2 separate regions of the Homo sapiens genome follow, and region 1 is linked to region 2. The links are chromatin contacts, found by Hi-C or POLR2A ChIA-PET in ENCODE. All regions are on one chromosome and are shown on one strand. The core of a region is the stretch at or near the end of the contact, and the rest is flanking DNA. Distances in the headings are between cores, read along the strand shown. Region 1 holds the start of DLX2-DT (DLX2 divergent transcript). Region 2 holds the start of TLK1 (tousled like kinase 1).

Evidence for each region. A loop is a pair of places that touch in the nucleus more often than their neighbours do. ChIA-PET counts read pairs that join two places held with the same protein, here RNA polymerase II (POLR2A). Pooled maps may share reads with other maps.
Region 1: a pooled map shows a loop between it and region 2 (4-fold over the local background). The contact joins the promoter of DLX2-DT here to the promoter of TLK1 in region 2. A Hi-C loop is called at or near these places in 8 of 50 pooled maps. POLR2A ChIA-PET finds 5 or more read pairs at or near these places in 2 of 52 experiments (H1 and activated CD4-positive, alpha-beta T cell).

What each region holds. Positions count from the first base shown.
Region 1 is chr2:172,101,753-172,108,121 of GRCh38, forward strand. It overlaps DLX2-DT (DLX2 divergent transcript), which reads left to right and starts at 1,254. Exons shown (of 5, transcript NR_126376.1): 1 at 1,254-1,516; 2 at 2,186-2,280; 3 at 4,131-4,448. DLX2 (distal-less homeobox 2) reads right to left here and starts at 1,148. Exons shown (of 3, transcript NM_004405.4): 1 at 387-1,148. The coding sequence starts at 786. RefSeq lists a silencer at 950-1,149.
Region 2 is chr2:171,157,109-171,162,911 of GRCh38, forward strand. It overlaps TLK1 (tousled like kinase 1), which reads right to left and starts at 3,785. Exons shown (of 21, transcript NM_012290.5): 1 at 3,182-3,785. The coding sequence starts at 3,320. RefSeq lists silencers at 2,956-3,195, 3,466-4,185, 4,316-4,375 and an enhancer at 2,957-3,601.

The DNA.
Region 1 (6,369 bases), core at 4-2,503, 940 kb after region 2:
GCACTGAACTGTGGCGCCACGGGCAGGCGCAACTTCGCAGCGTGCGATCGGAGCCGCCACCGACCCCGGGAGCTGTACCCTCCAGGGAAGGGGGAGACAAGTGCACACCCAAGAGAAAGAAGCTGGTGGCAAGGAGATGCCCTTATGAGGCAGGCAGAGCACGCCCACTTGGCTCTTGAGGCCACCAGGTCCTACCAAAGGAGAGAGGGACGTAACCGGCGACCTGCGGCAGATTGGAGGCTGGGGAGGGTAAAGGGCACAAGCGGGCGGTGAGCAGGCAGCGTGAAAATCCAGAGCTTTCGAAGGCCCCCCGCCCCAAACACGTTTACCCATCCATCCCATTAACTAGACCGACTCGGCACTCTTGACTTCAGCGTTATGCATACCAGGCTCGTTGTTGGCTGGGGACGAACTGGTTCCATAGGGAGCGTAGGAGGTGTAGGCGGCGGTGTAGCCCAGGTCATAGCTGCTCTTGGCGGAGTAAGGGACGTTGTTGAGGCCGCTGGCTTGGTACTGGTAGGAACCCATGTGCGCGTAGGGCGAGCCCCCGCCGCCGCCGCCGCCCGCCGGGTGCTGCTGGTTGGTGTAGTAGCTGCTGTCGGTGGCGGTGGACACCGGAAGGGTGGGCGACTCCTGGGGCTTGTGGAGGCTGCTGCTGCTGCTGCTGTTGCCACCCGGGCCGGCGCCGCCGCCGCTCGGGGGCTGCTGGTGCTGGTGGTACGTGCTGGAGGCGGCGATCTGGGTCGAGTGCATATCAGCCACTAGACTGTCAAAGACTCCAGTCATCCTGGCCCGAGACGGGAAAGAGCAGAGGTGGCGGGCGTGCGGGGGAAGCCAGGCGCCTCCTCTGTCTCTCCCGGTCCCCTCCAGCAGCCAATGTAATTACGGGGGTGGTGGTGGGGAAACAAGAAAGGAGGCAACCGTCTAGGCGCCTCCTCCTCCGGGGGAGGCGATCACCGTGCGCTGCTCGGGACAGCTGCCTCTGGTCGCATCCTCTTTCGGCCTCTGGGCCCGCTCGGCTCCTTGCCCAGCGCGAGCGCGGGCTCTGGCGGGGGGCGGGCAGTGGAGGGGGCAGGGGTGGCTGGGCCGGGTCGGGGCTCTGGGAGGCGGGAGCAGGTGAGCGGCCCCGAGCGGCTTTACGATTGTCTGCCAGGCGGGCTCCTGAAGTGTGGGCATTTAACACTCGTCACGTGAGCGCTGGCGACGTCACCTAGCAACAGCCAATCAGAAGCAAACGGCCGCGGAGCTCCGGGAACGCCCGGCCAAGGGGCGGGCGTCACATGGTGGGCGCTGTGGCTGCGGCTGCGGCTGCAGCGGCCCCAGGTGCAAACAGACTGCCGCCGAATGTGAGCAGCGAGGCGAGGGGTCGAGGTAGCGAGGAGTCAGGGTGGCCCGCAGCAGGAAGACAGAAGGCGTGGAGACAGACTGGCGTTTTGCCTCAGAGGAAGAAGTGGGGTCCCCTCTCCCATTCTGTGAGCAAGTGCCAGTTCCAGTGATTCGTACTTTCATGTCCGAGGTCAGTTTTCAAACACATTAAAGTACATCGGTGCCCAGAGTCCAGCCAGCTCTATCTTCACTTTTCCTCGAAGTGTCTGGCATTTATTCTTGTTAGCCACTCGGCACTTGACATAATCAATTGATTTAATTATCCACAAACCACGTGTAATGCTCGCTTCTTAACCAATCCGCAGGGATATTAGGACAATTAATCATATAATATTGAAACGGGTTTTCCTTGTTGCTTCAAAGAGAAGCTACATAAACTTAAAGGTATTATTGCTAATAGTATATTTGAAACCACTTTCCCTGGTACTTTCCCGACACGCGAGACTCTGAGTAATTATATACGTTTGATAAGTAAATGACACCCTGAAAGCCATCCCGAGGACTTCCTCCTTCGGGTGGAAAGGTTCACCAGTTGTCCTTGAAAATTCGATGCTCTTGCGAAAAAGGAAATAGGATAATAGGTGAGATTATAGATTTATCAAGTAGATACTAGATTTATCACTTCTCTGTAAATTTACAACAAATATAAAAAGTTTTATCTGGTTTGTTGAATTTAATCCTGTTTTACAGTTTTGCATTTTAGGACCCTGTTCTACCCTATCATTGCAATTTTTTTCTTTTCCCTCTGTTTTTTAAAAAATCGGAAATGGTGACTTCCTCTGTCTCTATAACCTTGTAGTTGGAAACCTTGGCCCGACGGTGATGGACTGCACGACTTGCTGGACTCCCAAGTCCGAAGTTCCTGCGGCAGCGCTTGCTTTGTGGCGCCACCTGGTGGGCAGTGTGCGAGGTTGCGGGGGGCGGGGTAGACGGTCTAATCACGCCCAGGCGCCAGCCTCTGAAACCCCCCAAAAGAACAAAATAGTAATTAAAAGCCACAAAATTGTGCTAGTGCGCACCATCTGAAGCACCCTTTCCTAAAGACATAACATGTCGCTGAAAGAACTTGTTAAAACAACTGTCTGATAGAAAACAAGTTGATACCTTCAAAAATATGATCTTTGGTCTTCTTCCCCATAAAAAGCAAGTGTGTAATTAAAACTCCAGCATTCACACAGAGAAATAATGAGATAGGTAATGCGCCTTTAAGTCTACCTGGATTTAGTTCCCAGCTTTTTTTTGGTTAAGGAAGGCCCCTAGATGGAAAGCGCCAGCTTATGAGAAACGTTGGAGGTGGAGCTCACCTCCACCCACCTGCATTGCTTTATGCGGTTCTCTGCCTACTTTGTGGGCCTCAGCTGCAAAACCAACCTCTTGATATTGAAACATGATTGCCTTTTGGTGTTTTTTTGTTTGTTTTTGTTTTTTTGAGACGGAGTCTCACTCTGTCACCCAGGCTGGAGTGCAGTGGCGCCATCTTGGCTCACTGCAACCTCCACCTCCTGGGTTCAAGCGATTCTCCTGCCTCAGCCTCGTAAGTAGCTGGGATTACAGGCGCGCGCCACCACTCCCGGCTAATTTTCGTATTTTTAGTAGAGATGGGGTTTCACCATGTTGGTCAGGCTGGTCTCGAATTCCTGACCTCGTGATCTGCCCGCCTTTTGGTGTTTTGACTTCAAATTCCAACTCTTTCTGTCACCACAGTGGTAGCTGCTTTGATCTAATGTAGAAAAAAAATTCCCTGAAAAAGACAATTTTAAAAATCCAACCGCCTGCTGGGCACGGTGGCTCACACCTGTAATCCCAGCACTTTGGGAGGCCAAGGCGGGCAAATCACCTGAGGTCAGGAGTTCGAGACCAGCCTGGCCAACATAATGAAACCCCATCTCTATTAAAAATACAAAAATTAGCCAGGTTTGCTGGTGGGAGCCCGTAATCCAAGCTACTTGGGAGGCCGAGGCAGGAGATTCACTTGAGCTGGCGAGGCAGAGGTTGCAGTGAGCCAAGATCATGACAAGATCATGCCATTGCACTGCAGCCTGGGTGACAGAGCGAGACTCTGACTCAAAAAAAAAAAAAAAAAAAAAAAATCCAACCACCATGTCTTCTTCTCTCTGTTCTTTGTTCCCACCCTAAATATGTTCTCCAGGCTTTTTCATGATGGCAAATTTGTTGTATTTTATTTATTCAGTAACTTCCATTAATTAGCAGCCCAAAGTCTAGATCAGCTGGGATCTGGAAAATGGTTTCTTTCTGGAAGGAAATGACTGGAGCCCCACTTTATCTGTAAAACAAAGGATTGTGTACATGGGGGAAAGAGGGGGCAAAGAAGAGACCAGAGGCAATGAGCAAGCGGGGAGAGTGTGAGGGAGGGGGAAAGGGAGACAGAACGCACAACTGCATTTGGAGAATCAAGTAGAGACTTGAGGTATCAGTTCTGATAATTTGAACACAAGTCTGGGTTTAGCCAAATTATCTGATTACTGCACCACAATGTCCAAACGATTTGCTTACTTTGGTCTGAAGTCAGGGAAGCAGTGGCATAGGGAATTGACAGTTTTGTCTACAGTCAGAGTGACGCCCGTCTCCTTAGTGATCTGAGAGGAGTGAAGGGGAGGCTTAAAACGAGTTTGGGAGAACACTGGTGCTTGAGGGCGGCCAGCTACCTCTTCTGCCCCAGGGCACTTTCTTTCCCCTTCTCTGTTTTCGGATTTCTCTGACTTCGGCATTCTTTTGCTCCGCAGGAACATAGAGAACGGTGGGGGTAAATAAGGGGAGCCTGAAGTTTCTGCTCTGTGCTTGCGTGTTCGAATCCCATCGCTGAGACTTTCTTCTGCTTTGGATCGCTTGTCCCAGGCTGACGCCGCGCTGCGACCTCTCCCCTCGTAGGAGCCTAACGCCAACCCCTGCGCCAGGCAGGGATGGAATCATCATTCTCATTGTATAGATGGACACTGAGGCTCGAGAACGGAAACGACTTCTTTTGAGTTGGGTGCCTCTCCCCCCTTGCCAGGCAGCCGCCTTTCTCTGTTGCCATAGCACAAATCACAAGGGTATTTATGGTAAGCCTTAGTTGAACAGCTCCAGGTCTCCAGAAGACGGCGAGCTGGAGAGGACAAGTCTGCGCTTTGCTCTCAGACCCTTGCCCCACCGCTAGCCTGGGGCAGGATTCCAGCCTTCGCCTAGCCGGGCGCTTTGCTCTGCCGGGCTATTGGGCGTCCTCCGCTGCACAGAAAGCCAGCCCAGTTGGGTATTACTGGGGAGAGGATGCCTCCTGTCGGCAGGGAGCTAGGGTGGGCGCCCGGGTGCCCTCAGTGCGTGGCGGGGCCAGGCCCATTTTCACTCTCCTTCCTCACTCGGGGGATGGGAGGGCTGCATGCGCTGCTGCTCCTACTCCTCACAGTCTCGTCGAGGGTCCCGGAGACGGGAGTTTCCGGGCCGCTGGTCCAAGAGGCAATGCCAGTTTCGGTACCTTTGTGTTTTCGTCCCCGAAGTAGTAGCTCTAGGAACCTGCGCTTTCGAATCCCTTTGGGGTTTGTCCTAAAACTCAAAGACGTTGGAAGAGGGCGGGGATTTGGTTATGAGAACCTCCCAGCTCAGCCTTTGCGACCAAACCCGCAGTGCTTTTGTTCTTACTTCATTGGCTAATTGCAGCTTCTTGGGACAACTCTGGCTGGGTCCTTTCGCATTGCTGGTCTCCTCAACCTGATTTTCCCTGCGACCCCTAAGGCAGCCTCGAGGGACTCCGGGAGCCATCAGCTCTCCGCAGCCCCTTGGGCCGGCAGGCAGACGCGACCCCTGACTCGGGATCTGCGTCCTGGGATTTCACATTTTTTCTTTTCCTGCATGGACCTGGCGAGAGGACACAATGGGATCACTCTTGGGGAGCTAAAACTCGGCCTGTGCAGGGAATGGGTGGGTCCTCTGGTCTCTGCTGCCACGGCTTCCCAGCTCAGAGGTTGTCTCGGGTTTCTACCATTTTAAAAATTATTATTATTATTATTATTATTTTGAGACGGTGTTTTGCTCTTGTTGCTCAGGCTGGAGTGCAATGGCGCGATCTCAGCTCACCGCAGCCTCGCAACTGAGGCGATTCTCCTGCCTCAGTCTCCCGAGTAGCTGGAATTACGGGCATGTGCCACCACGCCCTGCTATTTTTTTTTTTTTTTTTTTTTTTTTTTTTTGGTATTTTTAGTAGAGATGAGGTTTCTTCATATTGGTCAGGCTGGTCTCGAACTCCTGACCTCAGATGATCCTCCCGCCTTGGCCTCCCAAAGTGCTGAGATTACAGGCCTGAGCCACCGCGCCAGGCCTATTATTATTTTTTTAAGAGTCAGAGCTTCACTCTCTCACTCAGGTTGGAGTGCACTGGCTCGATCACAACTCACTGCAGCCTCGAATTCCTGGGCTCAAGGGATCCTCCTTCCTCAGCCTCCGGAGTAGCTGGGACCACAAGCATATGCCACCATGCCCAGATAATTTTTTTATTTTGTAGAGATGGGGTCTCACTATGTTGCTCAAGCTGGTCCCAAACTCCTGGGCTCAAGCGATCCTGCAACCTCGGCCTCCAAAAGTGCTGGGGCTGGGATTACAGGCGTGAGCCACCGCTCCCGGCCCGCATCTTTGGCTCCACACTCCCTCCTGGCTCCCGAGCTTGAGAGTCTCAGTCAGCCATTCCTCTTCCACCTGCCTCCAGGCACTGTCCTCCAGCAGCGTGCAGTCTAGTGCAGAGAACGATTGCCCGCGTGTATTTACTGAGCGCCCAGCGTTCTGCCAAGCCCTTTACCTCAGACATCTCACTGACTCCTGGGAATCGCCCTGTAGGGTGGGTACAATATCACCCACATTGAGGAAACCAAGGCCTAGAGCCAATCACATGGTTACCGACGCGCAGCAGAGTCCGACCTCGAACTCAGATCTGGGCCATGGAGGCAAGGCCGCTGTCGCTCTGGGCTGTTTCCGGCCAGGGGACGCGAGAGAAGG
Region 2 (5,803 bases), core at 2,535-5,034:
ACAATCTTTTTGACCAAGCTTTCACTATTTACAAAAAAGTAAAGCAAATTATTTATAATTGGCAGGTTGGAGCAGGAAAGAAAATGCAAGTGTTCTATATAATCAATCATCTGATTCTCAGCAATAACCCATTCAAAAGTACCCATGTACTGATATGCAAAAAAACCCAACTACTTATCTAGCCAATATGACACTAGGTTCCTAGACTTCAACAAAGCAAAACTGGCCTTTACTTGAAAACCTTTTTAACTCGTCACTCCCTTAATCACAGGATTATAGAAGACAAAATGGGATGGAGATTATAGGTTTAAAAGATTCAACAGAAAATCTAGAGCTACATCGCTGAACTCCTCTAACAGAACCACAAGACTGACAAGCGAAAAGCTTTGGGACCCGAGGGAAAGAAATCTATACTATATTTATCACATAATTTCCTAAATTCTAATAGATTCCCAAATCTTATAGAGCTGTATTTTATTTGTGATAAAACTATGTGAATATGATAATGGTAATAAGGTAAAAAGAAACAAAACTACAACATACAGCATCAAAAATAATCAGATCATAATCTTAGGTTTGTGGTTTCAAATGTCAAAACTTCAAAATAAGTAACTTTTACAGATGCTTATGGCATATTTTTAAAAATAACCCATTTTCAAAGTTAAGTCTGCCTAAAAGGAGTTCATCACATAGAATATTTATGTAAGTTCACATACATGTGTATCTCTTTTAAGTTTCAATTATTCTATTACTATATGTTAAACTGACTCAATTTTTCAAGAAACAAAGTTAGTTTTCACCGTGATACATACAATACATTCAAGTTCCATTAATATTAACGGTTCTTACTAGCAGTAACTAGCAGTTAAAAAGCTTTCTAAAACTTCATCAATTTATATAATGTACTAACATGTATACCTGGAAAAGGTGCTAAACACTTAAAATAAAAACTGAGATTTCGCTCAATAGAAATCATCTCCATTTTGACACTCAGGGCTTCATATTCCTGTTAGCGTTAGTGAAATCTGAGAACACATCGCCAAGCTTCAAAATGAATATAACCCTAGAGAGGATTAATAGTTTCAACTTGCATGCTGGTTGGTCAAAAAGAAATATCCCCCTGTAGCTATACAGGTACTCGGTGTGAAGTGTAACTTTCACAAAAGCCTGTCCTATGATTTCATGAATTAACAGAAACTCACTACTTTAGGTTACATAAAAACCCACTGTAATCTAAACTGCCGGAAAAAATTATGGTTATTTGGAAGTTCAAGCTAAATGATTCCAACCCCTCCAAATTTTCAAACATCAGGAAAAGTGCAGAATGTTTTTAAGTTGAAGTAACCTCAGAAACTCACAATCTAGATGTTTTGTCTCCCAAATTCCCAATACTGATAACAGATATCAAGAGATAATTCAACACTATGTCCTCAGTATCCAGTTCACGGCCTGGCTCACAGTAATGGCTCAATAAATATTCGAGAAACGAATGAATGAATGAATGAATGAATGATGATATAGCCTTAAACAAGAAACAATAAAATGGTCTTTTTAAACTCATAACACTAACATTAAACATCTTAATGAAACTACAAACAAAAGTAAAAGCATGCTAAAAGCAAGCATCAACTTCTCTATGAAATACATTTTAAACCGTTCATTTAAAAATTTTCAAGTGCAAAAGAATCACCAGATATACTAAATTTCTAGTCATTTAATAAATAAACTTCTATATTCTAACAATGAAAGCTCAGCGTTGGGATAAGATGAAAGGGGGAAACGTCTGTCAATGTATTCCGCATGTTTAATGGATCCCATAAATCAAAGCTTTCCGTGAATTTTCTAGAGCATATTCATGCCAATCTTTAAGCCTATTGTCACTTTCACACATGCTCACAGGAACAAAATGACAAAGAATGCTATGCCTGAACCACTGGATTCAGGGCACAAAACACTTGATTAACACTTGTCAAGGCTCTGACTAGCAAATATCGACAGATATTTTCAAAATAAAGTACTCGCACCGATTCCTACATAAATCGAAGCTCTTGATTTCTTTAAAACATTCACTAGACGGTTGAACTTCCAGACATTTGAAAATGTGCCTATCTCCTCGTGTGCGACAACTAGGAGTGAACAGCCCGTCTACCAATTGCGGATGAATACCGCTAAGCTTTTTCCAGACTAAAGAGCGTTAAAAGACATTCCATGCACATTTATTCATTCCCCATAAATGTGTTTTCTCCCAAATTTCATTTTATGTTGTATACTTAGATACAGCAAGTTGAAATTTTAGTCAAAAGCACGCCGGTGCCTTACAAGCTGTGTAACTGCTACATCTGGTGGCAGCCCACTTGCTTGCAAGAAGCCAGAAAACTTAGAAAACAATTGTAACCGATTTGGTGCGTGTTTGCAATAACCTTTACGCAGATATTTCCCACAAAACCCACGACCCTGTCACAGAAGAACAGTAGCCTACTTGCAGCAGAGAATATAACGCACAAACACGCAGGAAGCAACGGCGAAGGAGAGAAAGTTGCAACCATCTGGAGGGGCGGTTTTAAAAGCCTGCCCACGAGTCAGTCTGTCGTTTAAATTGCTCTAGGGGGCCACACAGGGGATCAAAGTCTGCCCAGATAATTTCAGCGTCTCTCCCCAAAGGAGAAACCCAGCAAGCGAGGGGCATCCTCCAGGTCCCGGGCAGCAAAGCTCGCAAAGTGGGGACCGCCTCTATGGGAGGAGTGCGCGGGAGAAGGGGAGGGGGCTCGAGGACGAAGGCTCCAGCGGGAGGGAAAACCCACCAGAGACCGGAGGCCAGGAGGTTAAGAGTACTGAGTGTACTGGCAAATGGAGCAGAAAGGGGCTCGCGTCTGGGGGGAGGCTTCCCACCCTCGCAGGACTGGCTCCCAGGAACCCCAGGCGAGTCTATGCGCCTCGCCCCGTCCCCACCAGCGCGCACCCCCTCGTCCGTCTCCTCCGCCACCCGCGAACCACCATCCACAGCCAGGGCACTACCTCCCCAGAGCCGGGGAGCCGGGCGGCCTCGCGTCCACCTCGCCACCATCCCCCACCCCAGGGTCTGGCGGAGAAGCCCCGGGGCGGGGGGGGCGGGGGGGGGGCGCGGGGGTCCGCGGCGCGGGAGAGGAGGCCCGCGAGCGGGCGCGGGCGCGGCGGTGCTTACCTTCCCTGGGCCTCCCGGATGGCGGCGTGTGATTCAGCAGGGACCTGGCCGCCGCCGCCGAGCCCGGGGTTGGAGACGTGGAGAGCTGGGACCAAGATGGCGGCCCCTCCAAACTTCCACTGCTACTTTGGACACTCATCAAGCTACTTTCTGGGAACCCGACTCCCCCCCTGCGACGGCAGCGGCGGCAACGGCACCGGCACCCGCCTCCGTCATGGCGGGGGCCGCGCTGAGGGCGAGCGAGAGAGCGAGGGCTGGGAGGGGAGAGTCAAGGGGATGGGGGAGGAAACCGAGAAGAGGGGAGGTGGGGAGGAAAGAGGTGAGGGAAGGAGAGGGGACAGGGAGGAGGGAAAGGGGGAGAAGCGAGGGAGCGAGCGGGCGCGCCAGAGGAGAGGAGGAGGAAAGGAGCGCGGCGGCGGAGGCGTCGAGGGGGTGCCAGCCGGGCCGGGGTCGGAGCGCGGGCGGAGCGCGGGCTGCGCCGGCCGAGGACACTTCCGCGGGCGGAACCTGCCGGCACCTCTGCAGTGCGTCGGCCCCCGGCGTCGCCCGGGAGGCGGCGGCGGCGGGCTGTGGGTGGCGGCTGAGGCGGTGGGGTAACCTCTGCATCAGTTACAGGCGGCGGCGGCGTCACGCGCCGCCTGTGCAAACACTATCGCGAGGCTCCTGCGCCTCCGGTAGCGGCGGCGGCGGCGGCGGCGGCAGCGGCGGCCGCGGGAGCAGGCTTGGGGGAGGGACCTGCCAGGGGCTGGGGGGTGGGGGCATGGGGAAGGAGCGAGCGCGCGAGGGAAGAGACTAGAGCGCCGGGGCGCCCCTGCCGCACCCGCGGATCGCCGCGCGGCGCGGGAGCCCGGGGTTGCCGGACTCGCGTGCGCGGGGGCAGCGTCCCCGCGCCGGCCGGAGGGAGGCGCGCCCCCGCCGCGCCGCTCGGGCTCCAGCGCCGCTGCCACCTGACTCCCCCTGTCTCCCGCGGAAGCGCGCCTCTCTCCTGACCCACACCCAACACGGGGAGAAATGCTGCTGCTCTCGCTCAGCTGCCGCTTCTCGGGAGTTCAATGTGATCGTTTCTCAAAATGGAACTGAAAAGTTGAGAGTTCCTTCTTTCTTGCCCCTCTGTACTGTGCAGAAAAACGTATGTGCGCCTCCCCGTCTGCAGAATGGGAATAATGACCGAATAAAAGAGCTATGAAAATAAACATGGGTAGTGGGAGAGTTGGGAAATAAAACTTTCTCGTGTTTTCTAAAAAAGAGTGAAGAATCTTTAATGAGGAAATTGAAAATTACCAGTTTTGTAGACTGTATGGTATAGCAATTCTTTGTTTTAAAACAGTAAGTGGAAAATCTAAATGAAAAATGTGATTACTGAATCACATATTTAGGAAAACTATACAGCGTTCATCTTGCAGAAGGTATGGTTTCTAGAAACTTATAATTTGTTTCTAGTGTCTCCGCTGAGTCCCGACTACAAAAATCCCAAAATAAATAACAGCATTTGCTAAAATTTATAGATAGAGTGTAGCTTTCTACAGACCCACACAAGTATACTCACACCAGGGATTGGGCTTCTTGTACATAAAAGAGCACTCTAGTTCAGGAAAAGTACAACAAGGTTATTTCTCTCTTTAGAAAACCAAATTGAATAGAGCACTAAAAAGATTATGATATAGCGCTACTGCACAGACAAGAGGAAATGGCATGATTACCAGGGGGACAAAAATGTCGTTTCTATTTTTTATTTTTATGACTTCGCATTTCTCATAGTAATGTTTTGTTCAGATAAACTATCATACTAGAAAAGAACCTTGATTGTCAGTTATCTCCAGAAGTAATTGTAGTTGCCTTGTGCTTTAGATACTTCAGTGAGTTTTTAGTCTTGTCTGCTTTTCAAACTTAAGAGGGACATCTCACAAACAACTTTATTGAGGTATAATTGACAAAATAAACTGCACATATTTAAAGTGTACAATTATTGGCCAGGTGCGGTGGCTCACGCCTGTAACCCCAGCACTTTGGGAGGCCGAGGTGGGCGGATCACGAGGTCAGGAGTTTGAGACCAGCCTGGCCAACATGGTGAAACCCCATCTCTACTTAAAATACAAAAATTAGCCGGGTGTAGCGGCACGCGCCTGAAGTCCCAGCTACTCGGGAGGCTGAGGCAGGAGAATCGCTTGAACCCGGGAGGCAGAAGTTGCGGTAAGCCTAGATCGCAACGTTGCACTCCAGCCTGGGCGACAGAGCGAGACTCCTAGACTCTGTCTCAAAAAAATAAAAATAAAGTGTACAATTTGATAAGTTTTGATGTGTATACCTCCCTGAAACCACTTCTACAAGGAAGATGGTGAATGTATCTATCACCCTCCAAAGTTTCCTCTTTGTGGTTCCTCCTCCACACTACTTCCATTCTCTCCAACCACAGATCTTTCTGTCATATGGGTAGCTTTCCATTTCATAGAATTTTAGATAAATGCAGGCCATACAGTCAATTTGTACTCTTGTCTGGCTTTGGTTTTGTTTTTTGTTTTTTGTTTTTGAGACAGAGTCTTACTCTGTTTTGCCCAGGCTGGAGTGCCATCTCGGCTCACTGCAGCCTCCGCCTCCCGGGTTCAAATGATTCTCCTGCCTCAA